Linked DNA regions of Mus musculus: region 2 is linked to region 1. Evidence: chromatin loops called from intact Hi-C (ENCODE). Cell type or tissue: gastrocnemius. All regions are shown on one strand. Links, peaks and the distances in the headings refer to the core of each region. The heading gives the core; the rest is flanking DNA. Region 1 overlaps Otog (otogelin). Region 2 has its middle 32 kb from the start of Gm45923.

Evidence for each region. Hi-C counts contacts between places; a loop is a spot of excess contacts. Peaks named below come from ENCODE experiments on the same cell type or tissue, not always from the same donor. Only the 100,000 strongest peaks of a DNase experiment are listed, where the experiment ranks them.
Region 2: it touches region 1 in a loop (4-fold over the local background); 2 of 42 quality-filtered maps call a loop at or near these places.

The regions. Positions count from the first base shown.
Region 1 is chr7:46,277,271-46,282,270 of GRCm38, reverse strand. Otog (otogelin) reads right to left here. Exons shown (of 56, transcript NM_013624.2): 30 at 4,764-4,920; 31 at 1,141-1,167. Among named protein-coding and RNA genes, the nearest start is that of Otog, 39 kb to the right of the region's middle. In gastrocnemius, for the core only: a CTCF peak has its summit at 2,130 (motif pointing left); a DNase peak (open chromatin) is centred at 2,111.
Region 2 is chr7:46,334,912-46,343,145 of GRCm38, reverse strand. No RefSeq gene overlaps it. Among named protein-coding and RNA genes, the nearest start is that of Gm45923, 32 kb to the left of the region's middle. In gastrocnemius, for the core only: no CTCF peak of the experiment used is centred there; a DNase peak (open chromatin) is centred at 1,503; H3K4me3 peaks cover 558 bases; H3K27ac peaks cover 4,884 bases.

The DNA.
Region 1 (5,000 bases), core at 1-5,000:
GACACATGGCTATTAATGTATGATGCTGGCTGCCAGGCTCTCCCAGCATCCCTCAGTTTCTACCTGTTACAGGGTTCTCCTGGCAGGCATACCCCAAAGCTGCTCTGCCCTGTATAATCCAGCCATTTTGGTTACTGTTTTCTTGTTTGTTTGTTTGTTTGTTTGTTTGTTTGTTTTTTATCCTTTTACCCTTTGGCCTCTGCCTCCTGACCTCTTGGCTCCCCTTCCCTATTCTTCTTGCATGGCCTGGCTCAGGGTCAGGTTCACTATGGAGTCTGATATTTCCTGTCTACAATAAACTTTCTGTTCCACAATACCTAGCAGCAATCATGTTCTTCTTATTCCTTTTTTGTCCCCTCTTCAATAGTCTTGCCTGGAAAGATGCTTCTTAAGCCCAAACTTGCACCAAAATGTGCATGACGCCTGTGCCCACACTGTCACAGACCAGCTCCTGCAGGCTGTTGCTGGAAGGAGATCTAGGGGCTTGGAAGGGCTAGAGGCACTGAGTGCCTCCAGGACACCACCATGACCCAAGTGGACGAAGCTTGATGCTAAGAAATTCTGGCAGCCATCCTGCCACAGTCTATTCAACCTCTGATCGAATTGATTGAATGGCTCTAATACTGGACATTAAATCTCCCTTGGACCCTAGCAATGACTTGTATTTTTATATTCATTACTAATCTAGATATTAGTGTATATATATTCCTGAACCCTTGAGCACTTGAAGACCTGTCTAGGTTTTCAGCAACCGTCCTTAGGGAAAGCAGTTTACACCTGCTTTTGACAACTCAGGTCTTCTGAGAACTCTGGGTAAATTCCGTGAGCTTGTTGGGCCCAATTAGGAAGGCTGCGGGCTGAGCCCACTGATAGAGATGGGTGTCTGCTGCCTGCCAGATTTGCCCTGAATGATGGAACCCCTGAAAAGGTTCCTGCCCTGGACCTCACAGGGACACTAGAGTAACTGTGGATACAGGTCCTGGACACCTCTGAGCCCTCACCATCAAGACTTTACAAAACACACCCCCTTCCATTGACATATCACACCTTCTCCAGGGCCAGCAGCTTGTGTTGAATTCAGCACTGATGTGGCCCAAGGGCAGAGCCCCTGAGGCTCTACCTGGGAGGAAATTGGCTTACCTTTGTTGAAGAAGTCACAGTCATATGCTAAAGAAGAAAGAAGGGAGATTTCCCATGAGTAGGGCACTCACACCCAACCTCTGCCCTTAATCAAAAACTGGGTCTGGCCCATTTCCAAAACTCTAAGACTGAGGGATGGCCTTGGAAAACTTGTCTCTTTTGTTTCAGGGGAGGAGTTGTTTGTTTTGTTTTGTTTTGTTTTGTTTTGTTTTGTTTTGTTTTGTTTTGTTGAGACAGGGTTTCTCTGTGTAGTCCCGACTGTACTGGAACTCACTCTGTAGACCAGGCTGGTCTGGAACTCAGAGTTCTACCTGCCTCTGCCTCCCCAGGGCTGGGATTAAAGGCGTGCACCACCACTGCCCAGACATCCATATGCCTTAAGGGGAGGAAATACAATGGCCTCTCCCCATACCCAAGTTCAAGGCTCAAAGCCTGCTTGGATTAGCAGTTACCAGTGAGATGAATGAATGAATGAATGAATGAATGAATGAATGTTGGACAAAAGAGTGTGTTATGTGTGGCCATAAATGTCAAGATTAGAATGAAGGGCTATGAGTAAGGTGTAGCCCTCACTCATAGAACAGATAGGTAGAGTGCTTGCCTAGCTTATACAAGGTGCTGGGCTCAATCTCCAGCATTGTGTTTTTATGGTGTGGTGGTGCACATCTGTCATCCAAGAACTTAAGAGGTGGAGGCAGAAATATCAAGTTCAGGGTCATCCTTGGCTATATAGGGAGTTTGAAGTAAGCCTGGACTAGAGACCCTGTCTCAAAGACAATAACAGAACTCGAGTGTAGAAGCTCTGGTTGGATATGTTGCAGAAGAGCCACCAAAGAATCAATGCAAACATGAAACTGAAGTTGCTCAGCCTTGGATGGAAGGGGACAAAGGGCCTTCAGGACCCCAGGCGTCTCCAAAACCTGCTTTGGCCCCACCAAAGATCTCTTAGGAGGTAAAGTATGGACCCATTGCGCCCTCTAGTGGAAGTCTGCATCTATTCTGTAGCCTCTCTTACTGATTCTTCAGCCCACAATGGGGGAGCTGAGCTGACCTTGTCAGACTATGCCAACCAAGAACACGCAAAGTTACGAGGGACCAGCTGGGTGCACCTGAGGTAAACACTGAGGACGGATTTGCCTCACACACAGGGGTGTGGTGTGAAAAAAGTCACCAACTCCTCTTCATACCCTAAACTCACAATCAACACATTTGCCTGTGCCCTCTTTCCTTCTTGCAAGGTCATTAAGGACCAGGAGATAGAGCCAGGCATAGTATACATGCTTTTAATCCCAGCACTTGGGAGGCAGAGACAGGAGGATCCCTGTGGGTTGGGGGCCATCCTGGTTTATGTAATAAGCTCCAGGACAGCCAGGGCGAAATAGAGAGACCCTGTCTCAAAAAGCTTAAACAAAAAGAGTAAGGGGCTGGCTTTCATGAGGCTACGGGCAAAAACATGTTTGTCCTCCGTGTAGACCCTGAGAGTTGAACCATAAACCTCTAAGATAGGGCTGGGGGTATGACTCTGTTGGGTACCCACACAAGGAGCGAGTTCTAGCCAGTGTTGGGGACACAGAAGCAAATGGATCTCTGGGGCCAACCAGTCTAATGGCTACACACCGATGCAAGATCACTTTTGCAAAGACGTCTGTCCCCTATCTGTCCAACCTTGGATTTAAACTACTTGCTCTTGATCTGAACACCACTTATTTTACTGTGTCAGCAAAGGGCTTTTCCTACTCATGTATTGTGTGTGTGGCAGGGGGATGCATGTACCATGACCTGCATGTGGCTGTGGAGGTCAGAGAACAACTCCTTCCATCATGTGGGTCCTGGGACAAACTTCGGTTGTCACTGTTGGCAGCAAGAGCCTTTGCCTGCTGAGCCATCTCACTGGCCCAGGAGTACTGATCTAAAGATATCTTGTATAATATTTCTCACTTTTCCCCTCCTCCTTTCTCATAAGCTCATAGCCCAGTATGGAACACGTATCCCCATTATGATATTTTAATATTTACTAAATTCCTTATTTATCTTTGGAGAAATTATTTCTGTTTTGTTTAGATTAATATCTAATTCCGCTTTAATGGGACATTCTAAACAATCAAAATGAACACAAAAGGTTCATAATAAACACATATCAAAACATTAAAATCATGAGTAATGGGATTCCCACTGGGTTGTCATGGAGCGTAGACACAGGGGAAACTGATAATACAGACCTTTTGTTTTGTTTTTCTTTGTGTAGCCCTGGCTGTGCTGCAACTCACTCTGTAGACCAGACTAGCCTAGAACTCACAGAGATCCTCCTGTGTCTGCCTCCCGAGTGCTGGGAGCATCTTTGATATTCATTCACTAGCACTGTTTTTGCGGCAGTTTTTAATTTTTAAGGATACTGCATTAAAATGCTATTGAGTTGGATCCCTGGGTTTACTGGCATCCCTGTAAGTGCACAGCCCTGGCAGGTGCTTCAGCCTCGTCGTCCTGATTATTACGAGACAGCACACATGTCGATTCTCATGGTAGATCCTCCAGAAACATGTGTATCCCTCTCCACCCTGAAGGGTGGTTATCAGAGGCAAGGAGAGAGGAGACCCCACCAGGATCCAGCATCTATGCTGAAGGGTCTCAGGGGCAGCAGGTAGAAAAAATGAGGCCAAGGGAAGATATTCCTCCACCTTCTTCATGAGGTCCTCCTGCCTGGAGCCAACACCCCTGTGTCTACTAACAGTGTTGCACAGCACCAAGCCAGAACTGTGAGCTTTGCATCATTGAATGTTCTCAGCATCTGCGAGATGGGGACTTAGCTTTCCTCCTGTGCTATGCAGAAGGGAATGAACCCAGGCCTCAGCCTGGCAGAACTGGCATCTGGACCAGATCGTCTTCTCTTTTTGAACTTGGGCCCTGGCCACTGACTCCAAAGTGAGATCAGGAAATCCCTCTATGGGATACTGGAATCTAAGGGAACTGACCAATTAATTTAATCTTCTTCATATTCTATTTCTCCCTTTACTTATTCTGTATGTTTTATGATATACATCTATACTCCGTATAGTATATGCATATGTACATATACAAATATATACACATACATATATATAGTATGTGTGTGTGTGTGCATGTGCATACATATTTTCATCTCATGGAGGCATCCACAGACCCCTGTTTTGAGTAAGCAGGGCCTCTCTCCACAGCTCGACTGATGGAGAACTTCTTTGGTCCTTTATCCTGTTTGAGCTTGCAGTAAGTGAATAAGGACCAGTTGATTCCTAGTTTCCAGATGATAAAAACTGAGCCTCAGAGAAGTCAGGCAGCTTGCTTGAGGTCACACAACGTGCAAAGCCAGTTTGGAGTCCAGGGTTTCTCACTGACTCTCCTAGCAATGAGGTTAACACAGGCCTGCACCAGCCTCTTCATGGATAACCAGCAACCCTACTATCCTGAGTGACCTTGGGCATGGTGTGCAGCTCTCTGGTCTCTCTGTCTCTCTGTCTCTGTCTCTGTCTCTGTCTCTCTCTCTGGCTCTCTCTCTCTCTCTGGCTCATGGATTGCAACACAGGAATATACACCATAGGGATTGTATGCATCCCTATTGTGGGACCCCTGCAACCGTCTGGAACACTCACGGCAGATGCGGGGTGTCCGCCAGTCAATGACCACCCCGTGCTGACAACACTGATGGGCATAGGCAGCTACACTGGCACAGAAGCACTCACAGTCGCCACCCCGGCTGCAGCCACATGTGTCCGTCAGGCAGTTTGAGTAAAACCAAGTGACATCAACCTAGGAAGTTCAGAGGATTCTGTATGCCAAGTCTGTCTCTTTTCTTGTGACAGCACAACATAAAAGATGCTCACTGGTAG
Region 2 (8,234 bases), core at 1,349-6,348, 60 kb before region 1:
GAGGATAGTTGGGACAGGACTGTGGGGCCAAGGGTGAAAGACAGAGAGCTCCTGGAGAGGATTTGCACTGCAAACATTTCAAACGAGAGGTAACTGCAATTTGGTTTATGGTGGTTAACAGTGACAGAGAAAGCAGCTAGCATCTGAATGGAGTACAGTTAATAGGCTCTCATGACAAACTTGGGTATGGTGGAAACAGACAAGAGGATACAAAAAGGATGTGAATACAGCATTGAGGGCTTGCCCAAACAGTGTGAATGATGGTGTTTCCCTGAAAATAGAGATGAGAACAGTGTGTGGAGCAAGTCTGGGGGTGAGGTTGGTGGGTTAGGTTGACAGATCTGCTGAATGTCCATGCCATGACTTCCGGTAGATTGACAAACACAAGTCTGGAGTTTTGTTGAGTGATCTGGACAGAATATAGAACTGTAGCAGTCTCCAGCTATACATGGTATTTAAAGAAGTCTGAGCACAGCTATTTTTACATACAGGATTATTCATCCTTCCCTCTGAGCAGATCCATTTTATGTCTATGGAACATTTTCACCCCATTTCTAAGGAACGAGTCTCATCCTACTTTCTCGGTCAAGTCTAAAAGGTGATATTGGCTTTGTGGACTTGGCATCTGAGGCTCTGGGATGACTGTGGGCTGAAGAGGTAAGAAACCTAATGTTCAATTATCAGGAAACACAGGCAGCATCACTAAAGAACTAGGCAGCATCTCCACGTTGTTCTTCATCTTCATTCATCATACCTATGGATACCATACCAACTGCAGTTAGTCCTCTCTCTCCATTTCTGATTTGTTGATAGACCAGAGTCAGTTCAGGAAGTTCCTGAAATGAGTATCAGTGTCTGCACCTGGAGTCTTGGATGGTCACAGAATGATAGACATTTACGAAGTTCACATGAGCCATGTAATTTTGTGCCCTCGGGGTCCTCTGACACATCACTTCAACAAAGGGACTGGGACAGACCTTGGAGTGAAGATTCCTAGCCTCAATCACTGAATGATCTAACATTCCAATGCAGAATCAGCATCACCGAGTCAGGAATAGGTGTTGTGTGTGAAAGAGATGGGAATATAGACTCAGAGCATGACAAACAATCTCATGTCTGGGCTCACAACCCTACAGTAACTCTGGTGTAGGGATTTGGGGACTCACAACAGAGTCATAGGGAAGAGGAAAGAGCAAGAACACCCCCACCCCCTCCAAGAATCTAGTCTGGCTCCTTTCTGTAAGCCTTTGCCCTTTTCTGTCTCTGGTTTCTTGCTTCCTTCTTCTCTTCAGTCTGGTTGTCCCTGCCGCCGCCTCCCTCAACTTGGGTGCAGAGAGGCCAATTCAGGGCCCTGTGACTCAGGCGGGGTGGGGGAGGATGTTTTGGATGCCGCTCTGCTGACGTTGGTGCCCTCTGTTCTTACATCCTCCTTAATTTACTGCCTGAGGAGGGGGCCAGGGCTCTGGAGAGGGGATTAGATGGTCCACACTGATCTGAGGCAACAGCTGCTGGGCTGGCAGCCGAGGAGTGAGCAGAAGGCGGGGGGTTGGGGGGGAAGGCTCCTGTCTCCACCAAGGCCGGAAGGGAACTAGGCGGGCATCTGGGTGGGGCTCTTAGACTAGTGCAGTTATAGAAGTGGCTGACTTTGGTCTGAGGGGTAGGGCTATAAGACTTATCTTGCCTTTAAGGTCAAGTCCATGTGTCACAGGAAGGCCTGGAGGGCCATCTGGTCAACCATCTTACCACTTCCCTAGAGAACATTAGAAAGTGTTTTGTTTTCTTCAATCCTGAGATGGGTTCTGTAGCTCAGACCCAGTGGGGCACTTTTATGGAGACTTGTGTGGCTGTTGAGTTGTGCAAAGGATCTTATCTCCACCAGTAGGTGCCACCTCTTATATCACAACAGTGTCCTTTCCTCATTCCCTCTCCACTCACAGGGCGGACATAGACTAGAAAACCAGTACTTCCATTTGACAGATGGGGTAGCTAAGGCCTGCACAAGTTCAATGCCTTGTGTTGGGCCCACTTAGCATCAATGGTATGACTGGGACCAGAAATCAGTACACCTTTTGAAAAGCAGAGTACATCCATTAATAACCAGTATTGGAGCTCATTTTTCTTCTTTCTTTCAGTCCACTCCCTCAGGTGATAGTTTTATCTAGTTGAAAATGAGCTAGGCATGAGAACCTCATTAATTAGTGGCCCCTTTGTGGGACTTGGTTTTTCTGTCTTTATAATGGATAATATCTTGAATTGTACTGTGACTATCCTCAAAACATATCTAAGGCTTAATCACCCAAATTACAGGACAGGTATAAGGATTGTTTAAAAGGTTGAATCTGTTTAAAAGGAATTGGAGTCTGATGTCAAAATGTCTGGGATCAAATATAATCTTAGCCACCTCCTACTTCCATTAGATCTCATAAGTTTCCTTCTGTCTCTGAGATCCATTATCTGTTATAGATCCATATATTATCTGTTATAGATCAGGGATCCTGACATCTTCTGTAGCAAGGACTAAAAGAAACATGGCACCCTGGGAGCCTAGCAATGTGCCTGCTGTGTCGTAAATGCCAAATGCTCTGAGAAAGGCCGGCAGAGGTAGGACCTGTTGCCTGCTGACAGATGTAGACACTGAGCTCATGCCAAGGCATGGGCTAGTGGAAGGTTTAGGGCAGTGGCTGTCACCCCTGGCTGACCAAGCAGGATCACTATGTTGGACACTGATAGAAAGCACAGCTCCCGAATGACCCTCGAGATCACTGAGTCTTCAAATCACTATCATTGGCGATCTGCTTTGATGAACAGATAATGGATATATCAGTTGTTTGTAGATAAACAGGTGTTCAACCACTTAATAGTTTAAACGCCTTCCTCGATTGGCAGTTTTCACTACTAATTAACTCCTAACAAGCCCTTCCTTCTCTGGGTCATGAGCAGACATTCCCCACTGGGGGTTCCCAATTAATGAGGCATGGGGAACGCCTGGGAAGCAGGCAAGACTAATTATTCCCTCCCCCTCCTTACTGCTCCCTCCACACACACACCCCTCCATGCACACCTTGGCCAAACCTTTCCCTGTCCCCCATCAATCTTGTCCTGGCCCCCAGCTGGCTTGCATTAGCTCTGGTTTTCCAGCCCCCATGGCTGCTGCTGTAGCAGAAGGGTTGAGCCAGTCCAGGCTGGAAGGATCTGTCACCCGATCCCAGGTCTGTGCTACAGCCAGTCTTGGAATCTGGGGCAATGTGATCCTGCCCTGCAGGAGCCTCTAGCCAAGCCAGGGACTTGATGGCGAGGCTCAGAAAAATCCCTGCTGTCTAGAGACCTCTGCCTAAGCCCTCAGAGGTGGCTTTCACAGACCCCCAGCACATCCCATCTGAACCCCTCACCGTAAAGAGAAGGAAACAAGAACCTAGATCAGGAGACACCTGCCCGAGGTTATGATGACAGGAATTGCTTCAGAGATCTGGCTTCCCTCTGTAGTCTTGGCTGGCCTGTGCTCTTCTTGAAGACATCTTCTTGCAGACAGTTGGTCCTTTGTACACTTCTATGTGCATATTGGAAAAGTCTATGTTGGGGCTTCCATCTATCCTTAGACATTTGGGGCAGAAAGGATTGGGGAAGATGATTTTTTTTTTTGGCTATGTGACCTTTAACCCAGATTGAAAAAGTCACATTTCTAGTCCTTTTGGAGGAGAAATTTGAAGAGTTCCAGGAATGAAATGTCCAGGACAATTAAAATAAGAGCAGTAAGTAGGTTTTCAAATGCCTCACGTAGCTAGCACACACATTGCCACACTTCGGGGCCAAGGGCTACCCTTCCATGGATCTTGGCTTTGCCCATTATAGTACTCTGAATGCTTCCCCCAACAGTATGGAAACTCAGACTCATGACATAGTGGATGTCAGAGAGTCTGCATCACATTATCTCTTGAGAGTTCTTCAAAGATTGACATTTCCCACATAGCTCTATTATTTTAGTACTTAGACCTTGTATACATCACTCAGACTGCTTTTCTTTATACCTCTTAAATTATTTTATTTATTTAAATGTATGCATGTGGGTGTTTTGCCTGCATGTATGTCTGTGTACCTTGTATATGCCTGGTACCTTCAAAGGCCAGAAGAGGGTTTCAGATACCCTGGGGCTGCAGTTACAGATGGCTGTGAGCTGCTGTGTGGGTGCTGAGAACTGAACTACTCAGGTCCTCTGGAAAAGTAGCTGCTGCCCTTAACCACGGATCCATCTCTCCAACCCATCAATAGTTCTTTTCTCCAGTGCATCGCATGCAGAAGTGTGGAATACAACAGCAACAACTCACCATCGGCCAAAACTAAAATTGAACCAAGGGAAACCTTTCTTCTTCCTACTTTCATTATCAGTTGTTACAGTAACGGAAAGCTGACAAACACAGACTCATCCTCAAAGCCCCGCCTCCAGCAGGAGTCAGTCTCTCCAGGTTCCAATGAAAGGGTGTTTTATTTTTTTTTTCTCGGTCCTGTAGAGAGCTTGAATACAGCATGCTATATCTGCCTTGAATCAGAAGACATCTAGCTTCCCCAGAAACAACAAGGAGGGAGAGGAGGCAGCAGGTAAAGATTCCAGCCATCTCTCAGTTGGACACTCCTGGGAAGCATCCTGTCTCCTTCTCACAAGTTCTAGAAGAACCAACAGCACACCTATTGCTAGAACCCAAGAACACACAGCCCTTCCTGCAGCCTTATCTCGCTCTTCCTACAACATGTTTCCACCTCCTTGGCCGTTCATCTGAGCCGACAGCCAGCAGGCGAGCCTTGTCTTGGCTCATGATTCAGTGTGATCAAAATCAAAATGGCACATCTACACATTGACAGCTGTGTGAATGGGCAGAGCAGGGCTGGGCAGGGGTGGCACATACTGGCAGCAGTAGGAAATAATTGAGACTAGACTAGAAGGTAAGCTGAAAGGAACACAGTTGATAGGACGTTTCTTTTCCCTGGAGACTCTCCACACATACTAACTATCCTTCTGAAGTTTCTTTCTGTAAGAGAAATGTCATGCGGCTTGAGGGTCCTGGAAACATGATTTCTTGACATTTTAAAGGTTCTATTTGTCTTGTCTCTTGCTAGTGATGTTCTCCAAGACTGTCAGTCAGCAGGGCTGTCTCAGGCAGTGAGTATCGGCAATGCTGGTCATAGCAGTGACTTCTAGCCATGGTGTCAAAGTACTGGTCCCTGGGGCTGCGTTACCTGGTACTGTGTTTGGACCTGTTATTCCTGCATTCTAAGCCCCTGTCTAAAAACAAAGGGACCATTTAACCAGCCGGAAAAATCAATTTAAATGCTTCCAGAGAAATAGTAAGGTCTGACACTGTCGCCACATTTTCACAAAGTGAGTCACACGAACCGTTGACCTCATGGCTGATCTATGAGCAAAGGCGTCCCGGCACTTACCGCTGGCACAGGAATGGTCTCAGGACTGATGATTCCTGGAACCCTGGCGCCAGTCAGGCCACAGAGTGGGCCATTTGCCACTACGAAGTCAGATTACTTCTCCAAGGAGCCACAGGTTTGCCTGAGAGTGTTCGTGATTGGTCAGTTCTGGTGATTAATCCTCCTTTCTCAGTTACTGATTGGCTGGTCTCATCAGCCACCCAAGGTGCAGCTCTCTCATTGGCTGATTCCAAAGTTGAACTATCTCCCCTTAGTCAGCTCTCAAAACTCTTCTGATCTCATTTCTAAAGGTTAGCTCCTATCTTATATTCTGAATCTGTGCTTCCCTTATAGGCCAATCGAGAATATTGCTGTTGTTGTCACCTTCATGTCCTGCCCAACATGAACAAATGTTTGCGGCTGAATATGATTCTAATTTTTACTGGCTTCACGGTTAATACCTCAGAGCCCTGGGATCCAGTGGACTCAAACCGCACCTCTATTGTAAACTGTTAGTTGATGTTTTTTCCAAATAGTTTCTTAATTTCCCCCAAGCTCTCTTCCTTTGATAATAAATGTGTCAGTGAGCGGAGGTCGTGAGTATAACTACTCGACACCTAAATTCAGTACATGTTGCCGTTTCCCCCCTCTATTTGGAGGACGGAGACTTGAAGACGAATAAGCTTGGCTTTACGTGGTTAAGCGTTTAGAAGGTTGATCACTGTGTAGGCACCAGTGGTGGTCAATGATCTTATGGCTACATCTTCCACCTGCCTAGACAAGAACAAGCCTCGTCTCAGGTCCTGCCTGAGGTGCAGTGAGACAGAGACCCAGAAGGAGGAGGAGGACGTCAAAAAAGTCTCACTGGTACCAGTGGCTCTGGGATTCACATGTCACAGAGCTGACAAGACCACTGATTGTACACATGCAAAGCATCGAAACTTAGCATGGAAAATTAACAAAGAAAGAAACATAGGCTTCATTAGGGTCAAATAAGGGACTTAGGGTTTACGCCTTTGTGTAATCATAACACTGTCGTGGTGCACAAACAATACCAGGGAGTAAGAGTCAAAGCGCAGTTCTGTGAGATTCCTAGAGTGACTTTTTACCCAGCTGCTCAATAACTGTCCTAGTTTTAAAATGCTTACCTGCTTGCAAGACCAAAATACACTGCATTGATAAAAATTAAGACAGTATTGAATTAGAAAAAAAAAATGAAAAATTGCCCTAGTTGTCAGATTTAGCTTTTGGAATTTACACTTCATTTTGTAAAAGAATTTATAATCGTTGCTTTCAAAGGTGTTATGTAAGTGAGGTATACCCCCTTCTCTCTCTCTCTCTGTCTCTGTCTCTCTCTGCCTCTCTGTCTCTCTGTCTCTCCCTATGTGTGTCTCTCTCTGTCTCTGTCTCTGTCTGTCTCTCTGTCTCTGTCTCTCTGTCTCTCTGTCTCTGTCTCTGTCTCTGTGTCTCTCTCTCTCTCTCTCTCTCTCTCTCTCTCTCTCACACACACACACACACACACACACACACACACACCACACCACACCACACCACACCACACCCACCACACCTGTGAGGGGGCAGAGGAGAATTTCAGGTGCCTTTCTCCATGACTCTTCACTATATTCCCTTGAGATAAAGTCTCTCGTTGGACCTGAAGCCGCCCATTTTAACTAAGCTTACTGGTCAGCAGGAAGCTGAGACCCGCCTGTCTCTGCCCACCAACACTGAGGTTATGTAGCACTTTTTACTACTTTGTGGGTTCTTCTTTCTTTCACTCTTCTCCGCCACTTTTCTTCCACCATTACAAGTCCCTAACACTAGATAGGAGAGAAAAAAGGATAGAAGAGAAGGGGGAGATGTTATCTAATAACTGCTTCCTGCTGATTAGAGGAATCAAGTTCCAGGGGCAAGTTTGATCTTCACTGTCAGGATATCTAATTTCTTCTGGTTTCATTGCACATGACTACTTAACAAACTGCAACCAACACCAACCAACCAACAGCCCATCCTACTTCTCAGGGCCCTAGCATTTATAGACTCTCTGAAAATTCCCCAGCATTCCAAATGTCACACAATCGCAGAAACTCTTTGCAGCTGGCAAAATTATGCCTTTGCTGGAGCTCGAGGCAAGTCATAGTCACCTGCTGTGGACAATCTGAAGCAGCCCCATATCCCATACCTGGGATTTAAAAAACATATTCCCATAATATTTCTGTGATTTTCAAAGAAACCAAGATTCTCACTACAGGGTTACACATACACATGGCCATCCTTGACTCTTACATGGATGTTGGGGATTCAATCCAAAGTCTCCAGGCTTGCATAGCAAGCACTCTACACACAGAACCATCTCCCTGACTCCATAGGAAATAGCATCGATCTATCAGGTCAGTGGATTAGGAGACCCGAGGAAGACTGCTTGTTGCCTGATCTGTGCTGCAGGTGCACCGCAGTGCACAGATGCCCTTAGCTCTTGTCTCCATGTTAGCACAGTCTATTAAAACACCAGAATCATAGGTCAGGGGTTGCATACCACTTAAAACCCCTCCTGATGAGTTTCTCTATTCTCAGTAGTTTGAATTTGTGCCCTGAAGCATTTTCCACCATCATCTTTAGGTTGCAGGCTTGTGCAAGAGCAGACGTAATGTAGGGGCCACCCCTTCCTCTGGTCTGTGGAAGCAGAGAGCTCCTCTATCAAGAGCAAAAGATGAGAAAAGATCAATGTGTCTTGGACTCGAGAAACCAGGATACAGAAAGATGGCAGACACTACAGTAGGTTCCAGGATAGCAAGAGTTTATTGGCCACATCTTTTCTTTTC